2 separate regions of the Homo sapiens genome follow, and region 1 is linked to region 2. Evidence: read pairs that join two places in POLR2A ChIA-PET (ENCODE). Cell type or tissue: A673. All regions are shown on one strand. Each heading gives the region's core, and the rest is flanking DNA. Links, peaks and the distances in the headings are about the cores only.

Region 1 (5,391 bases), core at 100-5,099, 54 kb after region 2:
GAATGTGAGCTATGGCTTTCAGGGCCTGAGAATACAGCAATGAATCTGCAAGTACAGTTCCTGCCTGCAGGGAAATGAAGTGTGGAAGAGAGTCGATGGAGCCTTTCTTGCTACGTAAAGACCAATTCTCGGTGAATTTAGGAAAGAGAGTAGTGGAATGCCTCCTCTAAGCACTTGACTAATTTTATGTTAGTGCTGTTTGCTGCATCTATATTGGACTTCTTTGGAAGCACGTGCATATGAGCTTCCTTGATAAGATTGCCTAAGGGAAGCCAGAGAGGTCTTTTCAGAATGTCATTCCCCTGGTTCAGACAGGGGAATGCCTCTAGAAAGACATCATTGCTCAACCTTCCACTCCCAATCTGCTGACCACAAGCCCCTGTGTCCCAAGACCCACTTCTATGCTCTCTTCTCTGCCTCCCTTTCCTTCAACAAGTTCCCTGCTGTGCATTCTTCGAATTTAGCTCAAGCCTCCTGTTCTCTAGGAATCCTGACTGGAGCTTTGCCAAGGTCAGAACCTCTTTTCTTCCCCTTTTAAAGTCTTTTCTGGGGAGCATTAGTTACGATTGTCATACTCACACTTAGTTGAAACAAATAAGGTAACAATTATTAAATTTACAAAATATATAAAATAAATTAATGTTTTATCATTGAAACAGAGAAGAATCAGGTTAAAGGTAGGTTTGGAAAGACATAGTTGACCTAGAGAGAAGATGCGTTTGTCTAGCAATATTATTTTCAGAGTGATTATGTACTCGATGAAAAGTTTGGAGGCATGTCACAAGTTTGGAAATAATCTAATGTTGTATTGACTTTTCAGGGTTCTATTAGTGAAAACACAATCAAACTAAATTTTGATATATTAAGACAGATGTATAAAGCCTATAATTTTTGAAATCAGTATCCACCTGACATTTATCTCTCATTCCATCAGCTGAACATTTGGATATTGATTTCTAATTTTGTATTTATCAATATAATGAATATTGACTGCCATAATGATGTCTCAATGACATTTCGCAGCCCTAGAGTAACTTACAAATAAAGAAGTAGATTAAGGCCTTTGCAATTCTATTGTCCTGTGTTTCTTATTGTAATTCTGTCTGCCTTTCTCCCACCTTCTTTTGCTTTTTCTGTTTCAATTAATAACTTGCTAGAAGATCAACAGAAGCCAACTGTATAGAAATATTTGTGGTAGGCCGGACACGGTGGCTCACGCCTGTAATCCCAGCACTTTGGGAGGCCAAGGTGGGCGGATCACGAGGTCAGGAGATCAAGACTATCCTGGCTAGCACGGTGAAACCCCATCTCTACTAAAAATACCAAAAAAAAAAAAAAAAAAAATTAACGGGGTGTGGAGGCGTGAACCTGGGAGGCAGAGCTTGCAATGAGCCTAGATTGCGTCACTGCACTCCAGCCTGGGCGACAGAGCAAGACTCCATCTCAAAAAAAAAAAAAAAAAAAAAAGGAAATATGTGTGGTATGATATGAGTAAGTTTAAAAGAGATATGAGTAAGTTTAAAAGTCCCCACACAGCTGGGCATGGTGGTTCTTGCCTGGAGTCCCAGTCTTTGGGAGGCTGAGGATTGCTTGAGCTCAGGAATTCCAGCACAGCCTGGGCAGCATAGTAAGACTATGGCTCTCAAAAAAAAAATTAGCCAGGCATGGTGGCATGAGCCTGGAGTCACAGCTACTTGGGAGGCTCAATTGGGAGGATTGCTTGAGGCCAGCAGTTCAGGGTTGCAGTGAGCTGTGATTATGTCACTAATCTCCAGCCTGGGTGATAAAGTGAGACCTTTTCTCCTTAAAAAAAAAAAAAAGGCCCCACATCACCTAAGATTTTATGTTGCTTCTCCTCAATTAAACATGGTATGTTTCTCACTTTTTCTGAGGTTTAAATATATGAGTTTATGTCTATATATACATGTACATAATTACATATGTATATCTTTATAGATATGTAGATAATATTTATATAATATCAAGGGTTCAGAGAGTGTGCATTATAAAGCAATGTGCTTTTTACTCCACTTAACAGAGAATTAAACATTGTTTTATTTCTGTATACCTGGAACATGTTTTCTCCTCTTCTCTGTAAATTGCTTCCAAATCCAAAATGCTTTTGAATTCTACTTATAGTTCTCACTGAAGCATTTCCAGAATCCCTTATTTAGAAGCCTCTTCTGCCTTTTATACCAGGCTCCCATACATTTTATATCTCTGTCCTAGCATTTTCACATTTTCCTTCTTTTAAAATTTATGTTTATTTTCCTCAAAAAAAAAAAAAAAAAGCTCCAAGTGGACAGTCCCCCCAGTGTGATATGTAAACTTTTGAGCTTTACAGAGTCAACAACAACACTGCCTCTCCTTCACTTCCATAGTTTAGCACCAGATGAGAAGCAGTATAGAAAAGACAGATAAATGGAGATTAAAGTGACAGATGGAGATTAAAGCTGATTGTAGGTCTGTATTTAGATCTTAGGTTGAAAGGGCTTTCTGCCAATTTCCAGCAGAATTTAATAGACTTGCACCCGTAGTTAATGGTACATCTGGACAATCAGAAGCCTCTGCTGTGTTCCTTCTGGGCAAAAAGCAGAAGAGAAAGCAAATTCATTCAAGGGGCAGGGAGTGTTTGTGTTGCAAGCCTGGTTCCTACTTCTAATAATCATTCCTCCTTCCCTAGGTAGAATTGACTGACAGAGCAGGAGAGAGGCCTGGCGTATTCTAACAGAAATGTCTCTACAGGAAACTTTAGGGCTAGGGAAAGAAAGTTCTACTCCACTGTAGACCTCCTATCTCTTGACCTTTATCTTCTGCTTTGTGTAATTTTAACTCAACTACGTTACAAAACATTGGTTTAATGATCAAATCTTCTATTTGTCTCCCTGTGCTGCCTGCCCTCCCCCAAGACAGTGAAGGTATTGTCTGGAAAACACTGAAGAAAAACTTTTCATTCTGAAACAACTAAGGTTTAAGGCAAAAGTATTCAGACATCTTTGACTATCAAAATTACATCCTAGATAAACCCTAAGACAGTTGATAAAATGCAGGCGTGACATGTATCAGATACAGCTTTAGAGTATAGATGTACTCTTACACAGAGATCTAAAAGTAAAACATATGACTGGAAAGGGACTGTATAAGTAAATAATACAACCATGCTTAGAATTCTTGAGGACGATCAAGTGAGTGGTTTAAATATTTACTTTACTCAGCTTTTTCTTGAGCTTGAGCAAATCAGTAATACTATTTATTAGATACAGAAGTGAATTTTGCCTGGAATATCATAGAATTTGGAAAGAAATATGAATAAAATATCCCAACCTTTTGAGTATTCCAAGTGATGTTTTATAATGAGAAATAGTAATACTTGGTAGACAAAGAACTGATTTTCCTTTCATAGACTGTTAAAATTTAATTATAGTGCTTTTCAGAATAAAGAACCAAGACTTGCTGACTACCATGGCAGACCATTAATTAACTCCTTTAGTTACTTACAGTAATCATAACTAATAAACTATATGACATTACATCTTAAGTTTTATAGATTCTGGAGTCAAGTTTGTTTTGTGCTGTGCTGATGGGATTATAGTCATTTATTGAATATCAAGAGGTAGTTAATTTTTTTTTCGCTTGTATTAGGGAAAAATAAGCTGTAGTTTTTTACTTGATATGAATTCTTCATTTGATAATGGGGTAAATTGGATTGTATAAACTAGACCACTTTGGGGCATATTATTTCTGAAATGTGACTAGTTTGAATAAGATAATTATAGTTCAGTGGTAATTTTAATGACTTAGCTTTGGGAATATGTAAGTTGTCTTTAGATGGCAGATTTACCAAATGAATAAGATAAACAAAACTAAAACTGGTTAGGGATTTAACCATGATATATAAATTTATTTTACATTCTAACTTGCCTTTTAAAAATTCCAATGATAGTCACTTCATTTGAGAAATAATTTATAGACCAATGAATGTGAAAAATTTTAAGCACTGAAATTTGAGAGGAAATTGAAGAATGAGGTGATTCATTGTCTGTGTGTATATATATATATATATATATATATATAACTTAGAAAATGTTTGAATGGTATGATTAGAATGGAGTCATAGTGTTTTGCAAAACATGGATTGTTGAAATACAAAAATCCAGGTTTTGAAGATTATTAAATAATTCATGTAAGATATCAGAGTGGAGCTCCAACAATTTGTTCTACTCTTATTTGGATATAATGTCTGTGAGTGATTCCGTAAATGAGGTCATAAATATTCATCTATTTTATCACTGGCAATAGCTGAGAATCTCTGAACAGACAGTGGACCACAGAATTCAGACCCTCTATGCCTGTGCCTATCCATTGACTTATCCAACTTTATTTCCATGTTAGATACCAGCAGTTCAGAAACATTTGTATTTCCCAGCTGCGGAAACAGAATTATGCTTCTTTCTATTAGGATTTGAAAAAGCTGGTATTTGATTATCCATAAAATGCAGTAAGGTGGTAGGTTTTATTCTCATTAAAAATGTAGGACAAAGGAAAAATAGGCAGTGTTTAAGGAAAAGAAGTTTTTTACCCTTCTCAACAAAAGCTGAAATGCAACAAAAGCCGAAATGACCTGAAATGCAACCTGTAAAGTCAAATGTGAATACACTGTATGCTAGAAAGGCAAATTGTCTCCTGAGGACTAGGAAAAACCTTTTAGTTCTCTCTGACATCTAGGAATATGTTTTCCAAGTGATTTTTACAAAAAGATAGTCTGAATCTTATCTAAATCATATCTAGGTAAAAAGAATTGCACTTTAAGAGAGATATTATAAACATTGAACACATAATCCATTAGTATTATTTCAGTTGTAATAATAGACATACAATCCTTTGCTGATAGAACTCGTTTGCCTAAAAGTTAAAAAAAGTACTGTACATAGGCTGGGCGCGGTGGCTCAAGCCTGTAATCCCAGCACTTTGGGAGGCCGAGGTGGGCGGATCACAAGGTCAGGAGATCGAGACCATTCTGGCTAACACGGTGAAACCCCGTCTCTACTAAAAATACAAAAAATTAGCCGGGCGTGGTGGTGGGCGCCTGTAGTCCCAGCTACTCGGGAGGCTGAGGCAGGAGAATGGCATGAACCCGGGAGGCGGAGCTTGCAGTGAACCGAGATTGCGCCACTGCACTCCAGCCTGGGCGACAGAGCGAGACTCCGTCTCAAAAAACAAACAAACAAACAAGTACTGTACATGTCAAAGCTTTACTGTTTATCATAGAAATTTTAGGTATTTTGATGTTGTGGATTTCTGTGCATGATACTCCCTTTAAGATCAACTGATTGATTGCCTCATTTTTATTTTTTATTTTTTTATTTTATTTTTATTTTTTGAGACAGAGTC
Region 2 (5,391 bases), core at 118-5,117:
CTGAATTCAATAAAGCTCTAGAGTGGAGGCTCATGAGGGCAGAGACACAGCCTGTAGTTTCACAATTTTATAACAAGTTCTAGCATAATGATTCTGGGAATGAATGGCTGAATGAACAGTCTATTTAGAGAAGTCAGAATGGCAACAAATTGTGTAGTTGAAATCATAGACTGAGGAAGACTGCCAGTCCTGCCATAACATTGCAGAACCTGAGGCAAGTGTACAAATGGGAGTCCACAGAAGGTATTGCCTGTAGATTGACAATCAGAGCTCCTGTCCTATTCACTACACCAAACTGCAGAGTCCTCTGGGTTTCCAAATGTCTTTTTCAAAATTTTCTGTCTTCCTCTAGTATCTCAGATGACCAGGACTGGCGTGCCCCTTTAGGTATGGTGTCCCAAACCTAGACCTGGACTTGCATAGGCATTGCACCCATTTCTCCCATTTGGGATGCTCTCCAAGCTTATAATCACTCTCTCTTGTTTATCCATGCATGCACATATTTATGTATACACACTCTTTCTCTCTGTCTCTCTATCTCTCTTTTTGACGTGGGTTGTCCAGAGGCTTCAAATTGCTCAAGGACTCACTCTTGTATGGTCATTCTGGGGTTCTGACTGTGCTGTTTATGGTTTACTGGAGAGTCACTCCCTTTTGTCTCTTGCTGGGAGCACCGACAGCTTCAGTCTGTGTCTGAGTCTGTGCAATTCAGGGACCTGGGAACAGCTGACATTGCAGAGGTCATACAGAGGCATGGTGGTCTTTTGTGATATCTCCCAATTTTAAATGATGACACTGCTTTAAATTATTTCAAGGCCAACAAAACACATACGTGTGTCAGATCAGTCCCTGGGACTGCCATTTCATATTATAGAACCTTGAATATTAAAAGGGCTACTTGAATTTCCCTGTATCTTCTCAAGGCATGTTCCCTAAATTTCTTGACAGGGCCCTGGACAGTAAGACTCCCCTAGAAGCCAGAGGTTGGCATGGAAGAAAACTACCTTTAGTGACTCAGATTGATTTAGATTTTTTGAATGATAAAGGCAACTGTGGGACACATGTCTCCCTGGACCAGAAAAATACAAGACAAACACAATTGTAATGTCTAGTAGGGAAGCTTACCATATTTTTTTCCTACTTAGCTCACCAGAGGGTCTTGACGGTCCCTGATAGGCTAAACTTTGAGTGGCTCAAAGCCTGAGACCAGGGTTTGTTAACTACTGGGGCACAGTGCACTCAACAATTGCTCGTAGGACTTATTTGATAGGAAAATATTGTAAGTGTACATATATATATATTCTTTTTTTTTTTTTTTTTGAGATAGAGTTTCACTCTGTCGCCCAGGCTGGAGTGCAGTGGCACAATCTCAGCCCACTGCAACTTCCGCCTCCTGGATTCAAGCAATTCTCTGCCTCAGCCTCTCGAGTAGCTGGCTAATTTTTTTGTATTTTTGGTAGACACGGGGTTTCACTATCTTGGCCAGGCTGATCTTGAACTCCTGACCACCTGCCTCGGCCTCCCAAATTGCTGGGATTAAAGGCACCCCCCACCACGCCTGGCGAATTTTTTTGTATTCTTAGTAGAGATGGGGTTTCACCATCTTGGCCAGGATGATCTTGAACTCCTGACCTCATGATCCACCCGCTTCAGCCTCCAAAGTGCTGGGATTACAGGCATGAGCCACTGCGCCCAGCCGTGTGCTTATACTTTTATAAATATAAGCTGTTATTTCCTTCAAAATCATTGTCCACATACCACTTTTGTAGTATATATGTATATTTTTAAAATCTCACAAATTTACTATTACTTTTTGTCTTCTAGCATGTTTTTGTTGTCCTGACAACTGCTATCCACTTAGTCAGTGTATGGGTTGTCAGCTGAGATAACAAACAAATCAATTCTCATCTTTTAAATTTCTAAGTATTCTCTTAAACTTAATGCAGAGATGGCAGTCTTAGCAGCCACGGCTTTTGATTTGTAAGAGCTAGAAGCATTCAGAAAGAGGAAAGTTTCTTTTGAGCTCCAAGAGGTCTAAGATCTGAAGGAAGCAAGATCTGTTGTATAGGCCATAAGCAATAGATTAGAGAGAATGCAAAATACATGCAGCAAGAGCCATTTCCTTGTCCCATCCTAGCTAAAAATGCTGAGAGGAGTGGGAGAGACAATACTGAAGGAAGCAAGTAGCTGACAGAGTTTCCCCTGTGTCCTGTCTATAGGCTGAACCATAATGGGATTAGGGCTTCTACTGGGTAAAGATGTGTATTCTGACTTTCCCATCTGGAGACATTCCTAGTCTGTAGCCTCTCTGATATACTTTGTATTACAATGACATGGGAGCTTTGAAACAGAAGGAATGCAGGGGCAAAGTGAGGGACATGCAGAGAGGTGCAGGAGGCAACCCAGCCTTCCCATGCAATCAACAAAAGGGCAGAGGTAAGTTGAGATGGAGAGAAAAAAAAAAAAAGAAAAAAACACGCTACTGGAAGTTCACACACACTCTTGTGTGTGCAGGAAGTCTAGGTCAACAGAGGGGTAGTGCAACCTAGGATACAGTGTAGACTAGACAGCCAGGGACTGGACAAAAATCCACTTCTCAGAGAATGCCAGTCTAGAACATAGCAATGACCAAGAATTAGATGATTGATGTGTTTTCACCAATGTCTGGCTGTCTCATCATATCCTCATGGGAAAAAAGAACTCTCTCTGGGAAGGCAGGTATGTCTGAAAAAATTCTTATGTGACTAAATCTACCTGGAATTGGCAAGACAAAATTTTCTCCTACTGAGTAGAAGAGAGATCTGAAATAGAACTCAAATTCTGTTACAGGAAAATAAAGGAGGTTCCATTTCTTATACCTGAGTTTGTGGCCTGTGAAAATGCATGACCATTGTACAAATATAAAATTTTCCATCTGAGCTGCTACCAATTGCAATACATAATAGTTTTGCATGATGGTTAAGTAATCCTTTAAGTAAATTTGAAGAACATGCTTTGCCCGCAAAAATGGAAAAAAAAAATCTAGAAATCTTCTTGCCAAAGTCCAAAGACTTCTAATGAATATTTCAATTCAATGTTGTGAGGCCCTATATTTTTGTTGAATGGTGAAGTACGTGTGATTCATTAAGCTCTCATTCATTATGAAAATAGACTAGCAAATTATATCCTTTGTAAGTAAAATCATTATGAACATAATTTACAAAATAGTTTAAGTTCTTTCATGATCTTTCTAAAGGAAAAGCCAAATAGTTTTAAACACTTTGCAAGGGCATTATCATTTAAAAATCTTAGATCTTACTTCTCGTTAGTTATTTTTTGAAATATTTCTTGGGCAAATATCTAAATTTGGTTGTAATTTGCACAGTCTAAAGTATTTTTTATGTGTGCCCCAGAGAATCATGATCACTATGTTTTCGAGTGTAAAAGTAAAAATGAAATTCTGGTTTCTTACTGTATTCAAATGTTCTTTTCTTTTCCTCTCAAATTTGTGTAAGCCTATCTTGCCCCTTAGAGACTGTAACATGATCCTTCATCTCTTCAATTTTTGTATTAAATCATTATTTTTGAACTTGCAAAAGCAACATATAAGTCAGGCAGCAAGTTACAAGTTTAAAATAAGCTGGCTTAACCCTCCATGGGGTTTGAAAATCAGTTATCTACTTAAATTAAGGTAGAAGTCAGAGCTGATTTAGTGTCCTTCTATGCTATGCACACTCACAATACTGTTCATTACCACGAACATGCCGGTACATGTTTGTTTCCCAGGAAAAATAGAGCCCTATTCATTATTCATAGAGGTCCTCCTGTACAGTAAAGACATTCATTCTCTAATGGCTCTATGACTAGGGTGTTGTGAAGCCCAAAGATGTTTTTTTTGGAAGACAGTTTACCAATTAAAAGCAAACAGCATTGGATTGCTTAGTAATGTCCTCAACATTGATTGGCTGTGATTGCAAATGAACATCAGGAGAAATCCAAAGGCACATCGCCGCCTGTTTCTATGCTTGCTTGCTTGCTTCAGACACCTCCCTGGAAACAGATCATTAGTACATGGAACTTCCAACCGGCTAGCTCAGACTTTTTTTTTTTTTTGCTTCAAGTAACTTAAAAAATATGCACCAGATTTGCTTTCTCACAAACATTTAATTATTTCCCCCTGAAATGTAATAAAATGTGCGAAGTTAATATAGAAGCAAGTTTTAAAAATGATTGCCTGGAAGTGAGTTCAGATTGTGAAGGCAAATAGACCATATTCTTCAAGTAAAAAACAATGATGTGTTATATGAAGCTAAATACAATAGAATTCTCTGTGGCTGATAAAGAACATAGGATGTCAGCCTTACATGTTTGATGTAAATTCAGCAAAATTAAGCTTAGATTTTGACTTACCAGTAAACAATAGAGATCAAGATCAGTGCTATTTTCCTATCCATAGGTCTAAAAATTATTAATAGTTGATATTTATTATGCAGGCTGTAAACCCAGAATGTGACACAGTTGGGCTTAATGTAGTCACACAATGGTTAGGAAACTTTCCTCAATGTGGAAGATGGAAGTATGTTTGTGATCATTTTAAGGAATCTAAACTAAAACAAAATCACTTATGCATAAAAATCTTAATTGAAAATGTTGGCATTGACAAAGAATATGCCACAGGTTTGTCTGGCCATATGGCAGAGTTGTTTTCCTGACTTAGTAGAAAGCAGATTTTATTGCTTAGTTCTTGTACTTATTCATACTGATGACTAAGTTGAAGAAACAAATTTTCTTTGTCTTTCTGATGTCCACGTATATTCACTCCAATCATGAAGGGGAATGGTTGGAGTTTGAGAACCTACGTAAATAAGAATGGAATATTTTCTTTTAAATGGCCTAATAGATGACATTCATTATAAAAGAATCAGACATTATAAAAGAATCAGCCTGGTTGTTGGTATGTTACCGGACTGATGTTGTTGACTTGGTTCCATTAAGATTTTTGAGTTTTTCTTTGTAGAATGGTATATTAATATCATCAACCTGGCTGTTTTCTCCTACCCTGTCTTTCTTTCCTATTTTTTTTTTTTTTTCTTTTTTAGACAGAGTCTCACTCTGTCACCCAGGCTGGAGTGCAGTGGTATGATCTCAGCTCACTGCAACCTCTGCCTACAGAGTTCAAGCAATTCTCCTGCCTTAGCCTCCCGAGTAGCTGGGACTACAAACTCATACCACCACGCCCAGCTAATTTTTGTATTTTTAGTAGAGATGGGGTTTCACCATGTTGGCCAGGCTGGTCTTGAACTCCTGATCTCATGATCCACCCGCCTTGGCCTCCCAAAGTGTTGGGATTACAGGCGTGAGCCACCATGCCAGGCCCTCTCCTACCCTTTCTTATGACCAAACAATAGTCAT

The links. Peaks named below come from ENCODE experiments on the same cell type or tissue, not always from the same donor. Only the 100,000 strongest peaks of a DNase experiment are listed, where the experiment ranks them.
Region 1: POLR2A ChIA-PET joins it to region 2 with 9 read pairs; 5 of 35 experiments call an interaction of 5 or more read pairs at or near these places.

The regions. Positions count from the first base shown.
Region 1 is chr13:93,268,447-93,273,837 of GRCh38, forward strand. The region is part of intron 1 of GPC6 (glypican 6); the gene reads left to right. Among named protein-coding and RNA genes, the nearest start is that of GPC6, 44 kb to the left of the region's middle. In A673, for the core only: no CTCF peak of the experiment used is centred there; a DNase peak (open chromatin) is centred at 2,495; H3K27ac peaks cover 656 bases.
Region 2 is chr13:93,214,037-93,219,427 of GRCh38, forward strand. It overlaps a transcript of GPC6 not described here. Among named protein-coding and RNA genes, the nearest start is that of GPC6, 10 kb to the right of the region's middle. RefSeq lists an enhancer at 3,818-4,330. In A673, for the core only: no CTCF peak of the experiment used is centred there; no DNase peak of the experiment used is centred there; H3K27ac peaks cover 649 bases.